Linked DNA regions of Homo sapiens: all the other regions are linked to region 3. A link is a contact called in ENCODE Hi-C data. All regions are on one chromosome and are shown on one strand. The core of a region is the stretch at or near the end of the contact, and the rest is flanking DNA. Distances in the headings are between cores, read along the strand shown.

The links. Hi-C counts contacts between places; a loop is a spot of excess contacts on that map. Pooled maps may share reads with other maps.
Region 1: a loop to region 3 is called in a map of endothelial cell of umbilical vein, with 2.8 times the contacts of the local background. The contact joins the promoter of KLF9 here to the promoter of APBA1 in region 3. A Hi-C loop is called at or near these places in 3 of 168 maps with a recorded cell type or tissue (CD4-positive, alpha-beta memory T cell, endothelial cell of umbilical vein and posterior cingulate gyrus) and 8 of 50 pooled maps.
Region 2: a map of Right ventricle myocardium inferior shows a loop between it and region 3 (6-fold over the local background). The contact joins the enhancer-like site here to the promoter of APBA1 in region 3. A Hi-C loop is called at or near these places in 2 of 168 maps with a recorded cell type or tissue (IMR-90 and Right ventricle myocardium inferior) and 10 of 50 pooled maps.

What each region holds. Positions count from the first base shown.
Region 1 is chr9:70,413,378-70,416,301 of GRCh38, forward strand. It overlaps KLF9 (KLF transcription factor 9), which reads right to left and starts at 1,280. Exons shown (of 2, transcript NM_001206.4): 1 at 1-1,280. KLF9-DT (KLF9 divergent transcript) reads left to right here and starts at 813. Exons shown (of 4, transcript XR_001746710.3): 1 at 813-1,033. RefSeq lists enhancers at 1-614, 443-522, 863-992, a silencer at 1-152 and a promoter at 329-1,131.
Region 2 is chr9:70,227,971-70,230,691 of GRCh38, forward strand. It overlaps SMC5-DT (SMC5 divergent transcript), which reads right to left. Exons shown (of 4, transcript NR_039990.1): 3 at 1,244-1,419. Among named protein-coding and RNA genes, the nearest start is that of SMC5-DT, 30 kb to the right of the region's middle. Within about 2 kb of position 1,258, at least 6 of the 41 ENCODE cell types and tissues checked have a DNase peak (open chromatin) inside an H3K27ac peak, as active enhancers do.
Region 3 is chr9:69,670,976-69,673,677 of GRCh38, forward strand. APBA1 (amyloid beta precursor protein binding family A member 1) reads right to left here and starts at 1,396. Exons shown (of 13, transcript NM_001163.4): 1 at 1,178-1,396. RefSeq lists silencers at 1,164-1,243, 1,424-1,473.

The sequences.
Region 1 (2,924 bases), core at 30-2,529, 740 kb after region 3:
CAGCCCAGGCGGCGCGGACAAACTTGGCGGTGGCTGCGGAGGTTCGGCTCGCCCTGCCCTGGCCTCGGACGACGAGCGCGGCGCGGCGCGGCACGGCGCGGCGGCCAAGGGGGCGGGGGCGCGGGGCGCTTCCGACTCGCAGGAGCGCCGAGGCGACCTCAGCCCCTCATCTTTACGTAACCGGCAGCGCCTCCGCACGCAGCATCCACGGCCCCGGGCTCCGCCGCGCCGCCGCCTCTAGCCGCCGCCCCTGCCCCGCGCCGGCCGCGATCCCCCGACGGGCGCGCCGGCCCCTCTGAGCCGGCTCCCTTGGAAAGATGCCACACGTGGCGGTCGCAAGTTTATTCGACTGAAAACGCCCCCGAGGCGCTGGGAGAGGAAACTGCAAGAGAGGTGCACGCCCTCGGCCGCCTCGCCGTCGAGCCAAAGCCCCAGGACATTCACCCGATCACCCCGACGCGGGTGGCGAGGGTCCCGCCGAGCGCCAGGTCTAAGAGACACTTTTTCCCGAGTCCACTGACGGCTTCTGAACCCCTGCTCCGGCCGGTCCGCACCGTTCCGGCATTCTCTTGCTCAGTAACAATTTCGCAGAATCCCATCACGTCACAAACCAAACCCCCTCCAATTGGCCAGTGGGGAGGGTGATTCAACTCTGTTTACTTTCTCCCCCTGCCAGTCAGAACGGCCTTCGGTGGAGAGGTGCGTCTAGAACTGAGGCGTGCGGCCAATCCGACTGTTCCGTTTCGCTGCCTCGTGCTACCCCTACAGCCTCGAACACTGACATTTAAAAGGGTAACAGCTGGGAGGCAGGGAAGGGGCAGCCGCACACTTTCGGAGTGCCTCGCGGTCCCGTGGCCGGTCCGGGCCTCCTGGCTCACGTTCCAGCTTGCGGAGCTTTGGGACACATCTTTCCTAGTCAGTTGCGCTCGTTCCTATGGCAAAAGAGAACTTCAGCTTCGGTTTTCCAGCTCCCAAACAGTTAAGTGACTTCCTGCAAACGCTACAGTCCCAGCAACCAGCCTTCCAATCAAAAGTAAGTTGGTTGATGTCACTGGCATTGGCTCGGCCAATCACAAGGGCGTTCCGAAAGCAAGCGCTCGACACTTGTAAACGCGAAGAGCTGTAGTGAAACTGGACACATCTTTGTATTTTGTGTTGCTGGTAGTAAATTTGAGTTATGGATGAGAGGACAGGGGTGATGAATAAATGCAGTGTGAATCTATAATTAAAAAAACCCCATTATGTCAGGATAAGTCCAAGAATAAACACAAATGAGTAAGAATTCGTTTTGTTATATATTTTTTGGATGCAGCATACTTTGGGGCAGATGTTTAAAAATTCTTCCATCCAATACATTAACTATGACCAATTCATCTTAAAAATGCAGTGCTAACAAAAGTTCTGGTTTTACAGCATAGCCTTTTTACTGCCTGAGATTCTTCCATTGAAACATCCCATCTTTGCTTGTCATATCTCTTAATTCCTCTACTTCTCTGGTGCAATTTAGTCTAAATAAATTCTTTTAGCTTTATTTGGAGGCTATTTTTAACCCACTTTCAGAAAAACGGAGACAAAAACCATTCATTTGTGTAACTTTTATAAAAAACCCACCATTCTTAGCTCTTTTTCTTTCCAGAGCCCCTGCATGGTTTTTAGGACATGTTTCTCTTCCCTCACTTCACAAATGTGGAAACTGAGTTACAGAGAAGTGACTTATTTATCTTATTAGACAGATAATGATAGAACTCAATAGAAACCACAAGTCTCCTGATTTCTAGCTCTTTGTGCTTGCAACTAAGCCCTTTTGGTTTTGTGAAATATTAACTGTGCAGAACAGATTTTTAGGGACTGGAACAAGCTGGAAATCCTTAGCCATGGAATACTGTGGCATTACTTGGTCAACAATTAGTATGGGTCTTGGAGTCTGATTAACTTGGTTTACCCCTCCGTCTGAATTAACGATGTGGTTGTTTTCCATCTTGATAGCTAGAAAAGAATCTAGGGCTAGTTCTTTTTGCAAGAGGCATACTGTCAGCACAATTCATTAAAAATAATTCACTTTCGTGAATGTGAGAGGTACCTGATTCTATGTGATGCAGATTCGGTGAGTTCCAACCCTGACCCCCCACTGGCTATTAACCTTTGTTAAGAGAAAGTTACACCAGGTTCTGGTCTCCGAGGCAAGGGTCTCAAATTGACTCTACCAATGTGAGATCTACAGTAGTTTCTTTTGACTTTGTTTTTAAAGTGGTACATCAAAAATAATAATAATAAAAAAAAAGTTAGCCAGGCGTGGTGGCTCGCACCTGTAGTCCCAGCTACTCAGGAGGCTGAGGCTGAAGGACTGCGTCAGCCTAGGTCAAGGCTGCAGTGAGCCCTGATTACACCACTGTACTACTCCAGCCTGGGCAACAGAGCAAGGCCCTGTTTTTTTTGTTTTTTTTTAAATCATAACTAAGGGTGGCTCAGGTAAGTAAGAGTATAATAGATTTTAATTAAAAAATAACAAACCTGACAAGACCAGTTCAATAAAAGTGTACAGCTTAAAAAAATAAAGAAAACAACAACAAAAATATTAAAGTGGTACAGGGAAGATATTGCAGTAGGTGACTGCAGGTGGAAGAAAGGTGTAGATAGGGGATACTGGGCAACCAAGAATATCATCACCATCAGCATCATTATCACCGACCCCTTTCATGGAGGGCTTACTCTGTGTCAGGCCCTGTACCAAGCACCCTGCATGCATCCCTGTAAGGTAGGTATACAGTGTATAAAAAACTCCAAGCCATCTTGGAGTTCTTGCATTTTTAGAACTTAATCTCTTAATTTTAGAAAAGAATTCACTGAAGCCCAGGGGAGTTTGCCTACTTCATGATTTTTCTGGGACAAATTTTGTCCCCTAGGATACACGATCACTTAGAAAT
Region 2 (2,721 bases), core at 8-2,507, 560 kb after region 3:
AACGGACTTTGCGATACTGTCTCAAACTACAAGAATACAAATTAAATATTTTTCTATAATAAAAATACTGTTATTTGCTGAATTACTGTATTTGCTGAATTAAGGAGTGAAGATTGCATATTCAGGACTCAACACAGTATCTGGTACCTAGTAAGGGGGTTATAATATGTGGTGAGTGAATAAAGTCATTCACCAGCCTCCTTGCTGGTAACATAAATCCATAGTAATAATCACAGCTAACATTTGTTGAATACTATTTTCAGACATTGTTCAAAGAGTCTGTTTCGCTGACACAGCTGTGTTTTTATCCTTACAAGGTCACCTCCTGAACGTGCCAGCTCTCCTACCAGCTCCATCCTCAATGTCAATTTACACTCTAGGCAAAGATTCCAAGTTTCCCTCTTTCAACAGGATTTATTGGCTACCAAAATTGCCTCTAAGGTTGCTAAACTGGGAATCCTACTAGGGATGCCAACTTTGGAAATTGGGGGAAAAGAGGGTGGGGGTTGGGGTACTGGATATTGGCTTAGAGCAGAAAAGGAGGTAATTCTTACCAGTTGTTGCTAAGAAACAACCTGAAGTTAATCTAAGAGAAAAAAAGGAGGTGGAAAGTGAGCTGCTTAACTCCCCTTCCCTCATTTATGCTTCTTCGACAAAATTCGATTGTTTGATGCTTCTTTTCCCTTTCCAAGTTGCCTTTGGCATTCATTTCAACTATATTTCACCTTCATTTTAACTATATTTCACATGGATGAATACATGGAAGGACAGTAAGCACATTATAGGTTTCTCAGGTTTAGAAATGCCCAGGGAGAAGAAATGCTAGCTAACAGATACTGCTTAACAATTTAAGCCCAGTGTTGGCTTTTATTGCAATTCTCAGCAGCACCTAAACACACAAGTGCTTCAAATAGAAATTGCTTTCTCACACAGATTGCCTTCTCTCCTATAATTTCCTGTCTAGGATGGAGATTATTTGTGTATAGAAGGGAGTGAAGGACTGAATACTGAGAAAATAGTGCCTGTGATGCAAGGTCTGGTTTAATATGGAGGAAGAAAAGGTTCAACAAAGATTTCTTGAGAAATCTATGCTCCAGGCATTGTACGGAGCATGGAGGTTACAAAAATGCTCACAGATTAGTGAGGGAGAGAGAGAGAAACCAGTCAACACAGTTCGGAGTGCTAAGTACAAAACGGCCATATGCCCAGGGTGCTATGGGAGGGCCTCTTGGGGGAATCTGACCTGGCAGGGCAGAGGCAGCCTCCTGGCTGCAGTCTAGGGAGAGCAGTGGAAAGCAGCAGTGCCCACTCGCACAGTGTCCCTGATGCCTTCATGTCTTCTCTCACACTCTGAGGGCTAAGACCTGGGCTCTGTGACTTCTTGGTCTCATGCCAGGGACTTGTGTGATTTAACCAGAACTGGAAAAAAAAAAAAAAAAAACCCTGAGTTTTTGTAACTAATAATTCTAATGACACTGCATTTTCAACATATGGATTACTATAAAGAGGTAATATGGCACAGTGATTAAGGACCCTGTTTCTGGATTTATGCTGTCTGTTTAAATCTCGGGTCTGCCACTTACAAGCTACGTGACTGAAGGCAAGTCATTTACACCCTCTCTGACTCCTTTTCTTAGTCTGCAAAATGGGGCAAAGACTTATTCCTGCTTCTTAGGTTGCTGCAAAGATTAAACGAGAATAATATGAGCACCTACAACAGTCTCAGACACACAGAAGCCATTCCAGTTTATAAGGTTTCAGTGAAATTTCAGATAAATATGGTGATTTTTATGTATTCTTTTTCTACGAAGGAATTGTGAGTTTACAGCGCCATCTTAAGGATAAAGCAAACATATAATCTTGTCATTTTATCATCTTTTTCTTTATTACTCACAGTACAACTCATTTTGACTAGTAGCTGGGTAATGCTTTCCCCTGTGTTCTTCCCACTCCACTTGCCCCTAGCAAAATCCCACTTGCCCCTAGCAAAATCCCACTTGCCCCTAGCAAAATGTACCATTGCTAAAGCTAACTTCTTGTTTATCTCCTCAAGAATGCTCACTTACTCAGTTTTGTACCCCCACTGCCTAGCATACTCAACAAAGATTTCTGGATTAAATAAACAAATGCTTAGTAAAAGCATTTCGTTTAGTACAAACATGCATGTAGGTTTCAAAAATCACAAGGAATATAATGGTGCTCTTTGATCCATCACAATTTCACTGGTCATTTTAATATATTTGTCTGGACATTACTCTCCCCAGATAATCCCAGCCTCTAACATTTCATAAACGAACCAGGCTGCACCGTGAATACTTGTATATTTAAAAATACACGGTGAATTCGAACCCAAATCAAAAACCCCACTGACTATTAAAAAAATATGGCAAGAAAGGGTGGGGGGAAATGGAAAACAGATACATAAAGGCAGGTGAGTGAAACATCACAATGTATACCTATTGATATCATATAAACATATTGCTTATTCAAAAAATTAACAAACATGGCAAGATTTATATGCTTAAGAACATGAAGGTATTCTATGTGGCAAAATAAATTATCTAAACGCTGCCCCATTCCCCTATATACATGTGTACACATACACACACAAGACAAAACATTTAAAAATTCTTGGTGAAATTTGACGACCTTTATTGTAAATGAATACCTAAGCTGGTAGGAAAGTAAGGGAAATGTCCAGACACCCTCTGCAACCCCTCC
Region 3 (2,702 bases), core at 146-2,645:
GGGCACCAAACATTTCTCCGTGTGATATTTTTCTTCTTTTTAAAAGACCGCCCCCCGCCCCACCGCATCTCTCTATACGTATACACCTCCAGAGTTCATTCTAAAAGAACCAACACAAAGACCATCCATCCTCTAGCCATAAGGTTTTCAGTGCTTAAATGTGGAAGGAGAAGGTCTAGCTAGCATTGAAAGTTGTGGGGACAGGAAGAGGAATCTGATCATTCAACATCCTTCTCCTTCTGGTCAGACAAGAGAAAAACAATAGAAACTGCACAGTCAGGGAGTACAAGACCCTTATGGAACAGGTGCTAAGGAGAGAAGTAGTATCACAGGATGGAAGGCCCCTTCAAAACCAGGTACATTAGCAAGCCCAGAATGTGTAACGGTTATCCTATTTCCCTGCCATGTGCCTCAAAGCAACATGCTCACTTCCACATCCCCATGTCATGAGGCCAGAGGAAGGGGAAGCGAGAATCCCTACACTGGGCCATCCACACGCAGGAGCAGAACAGACACTGTGCTCAGAGTTGCAGGGTCAAAATAACAAACACTGTCCCACAGTCTTAGCCGGTGACATCAAGTAAGGGCAGCGGCAGATCTCTGGATTTGGGGCGCAGTTTGGGGAACGTGGATGCAACCACACGCGTACACACACATATACAGGATTTTACAAACCGGCCCCTATCCCACTGCCTCCCTCCACACTTCACACACCAAGTGCATCCTGCCCACCTCACCGTTTCCATCATCACATTCTTTCTCCAGGAGAGTCAGCCGAGAGATGAGGGGGTCCTAGCGGGGATTCCTGGAAATGTCACCCCCCAACACCTCCGTCCGCCACCCCATCCCCTCTGCTGTACCTTTTACACACACACTCTCACACACTCACTCCTGCCATGACTGTCATCAGGCCCGCCTGCTGCGCCCGAAGCCCGGCATCTCAGCGGGCACCGGACCCCAGGCGTCTCGCTCGCAACGCCGCCTTCCCCCGCCTCGCTAGCTGATGGTTCCAGGCACTGCCTCCTGGATGTCGCCTGCTGCCTCCGCTCCTCCGCACTATTGTTCCAGGCAGCCCCTCTCGCGTCCGGGGGCGCCCTTTGGCGAGGACCCGGGCTCCGTCGGGGGCCGCATCAGCGCCGGGCACCCCTTCTCACCCACCCCTCCCTGGCTGTGGTACCTTGCCTGACAGCTGGGTCCGCGGGCCCGCGGGAGCAGGCGGCGCTAGTGACAGCGCTGGTGCCAAGCCTGGGAATAAAGCTCCGCTCCAGCCGCTGCTGCCTCCAGCGCCACCATCTTCTCCCGCCGCAGCTGCCGCCGCCGCCGCCGCCGCCGGGACCGCAGCCGCCCTCGCCCAGCTCCGGCTCCGCAGCCGCTGCTCGGACCCCTCCGGTCTCGCGGCCCCACCCCCTTTCCCCACCCTCCCTCCCGCCCTCCAGCTAGCTCGCTGGCCCCTCGTGACGCGCGCTGGGGCCGGGCGGGCCTGCGAGGGAGGGCGCGGGGGAGCGCGCGCGCGCACGCCGCCTGCTAGTAGCGCCCCTGCCTCCCTCGCCCACTCGCGTGCGCGCGCGGCCCGCGAGCCCGCGGCGGCGGCGGCGGCACCGCTGATGTCCTCCGTGGGCCGCCGGCTGCAGCGCCCCTGCCCCGGCGCCGGTGGGCGTGCGGCACACCCGCGCCTCTCGCCTTCCCTCGCGTCCGGGTTCCGAAGGGCCCGCCCTGCCTTTCGGAATGGGTTCCACAGCCCCATCCTCTGGCTCCCGGCCGGACGCAAGGAGGGGAAAATGCAGCTGCATCCCCGAGGGGACTGACGGGGGCCTCCACCCTCCTCGGTGGCAACCCAGGTGGTCCCCAGTTTCCTAGCCAGCAGCTGTGGCCAACCTCTGCGCGAAGCAACGGGCCACGCTGCAGGACCACGAAGCCAGGCAGCCGCGTCGACTCCTGCAGGGTGTTCTCTCCGGAGTGACTCCCGAGCTTTCCCGCTTCCCAGGCCCCTTAGATATCGCCTGCGCTTCAAATTCGGAGATTGACGGCGTCTCCGGAATGCGTCGCAGTCCTGCGAGTTCTCCGCCAGGGGGAGAGCCGCGCGGGCTTGGGCCTGAGCGAAGACAGCCGGGCTGCAGCCCTCCAGGGGAACTGCCGAGTCCCGCCGGGGACAGCGGAGAGCCTGCGGATTGTGAAGCCGAGGAAGGCTCGGCTTGGTTTTCCTACCCGCTCCTCAGTTCTGGTTGATCGGAACTTAAGTGTCTTTGAGCCTAGCACAGGCCATCCGCCCTAGATATGGCTCCTAACTCGAGAGGCCACCCTTTGCGGCAGGGACCAGGTGGCAAGTGCTGTGCATTAATGAAAAGCTGTGGGCTAGACAGGCCCCGGGAGGCCTGGGCTCTGGCGCCAGCCCCACCTGTAATTGGCAATGCAATAGCTAAATCATTCCCCCTCTTAGAAACACAGATTTTTCCATAATAATGTTATAATGCACAAAGCCTTGTAGTTTGCAAAGCCCTCTCCGCACATGTATTCTCCAGTAAAATGAAGATAAGCGCTGGTTATCCAGATCCCTTGGGAAATGGATCTTTTACCACACCGTGTTTCCATATTATTTTAAGCACGTCTCTAGAGAAGTCTGGGGGTGTAGCCTAAAGCATTCTGAAAGTCTTGTTTTAGCTTTAAAATTCATATGAATTTTGCATTGTACTTTGTAATTTTTT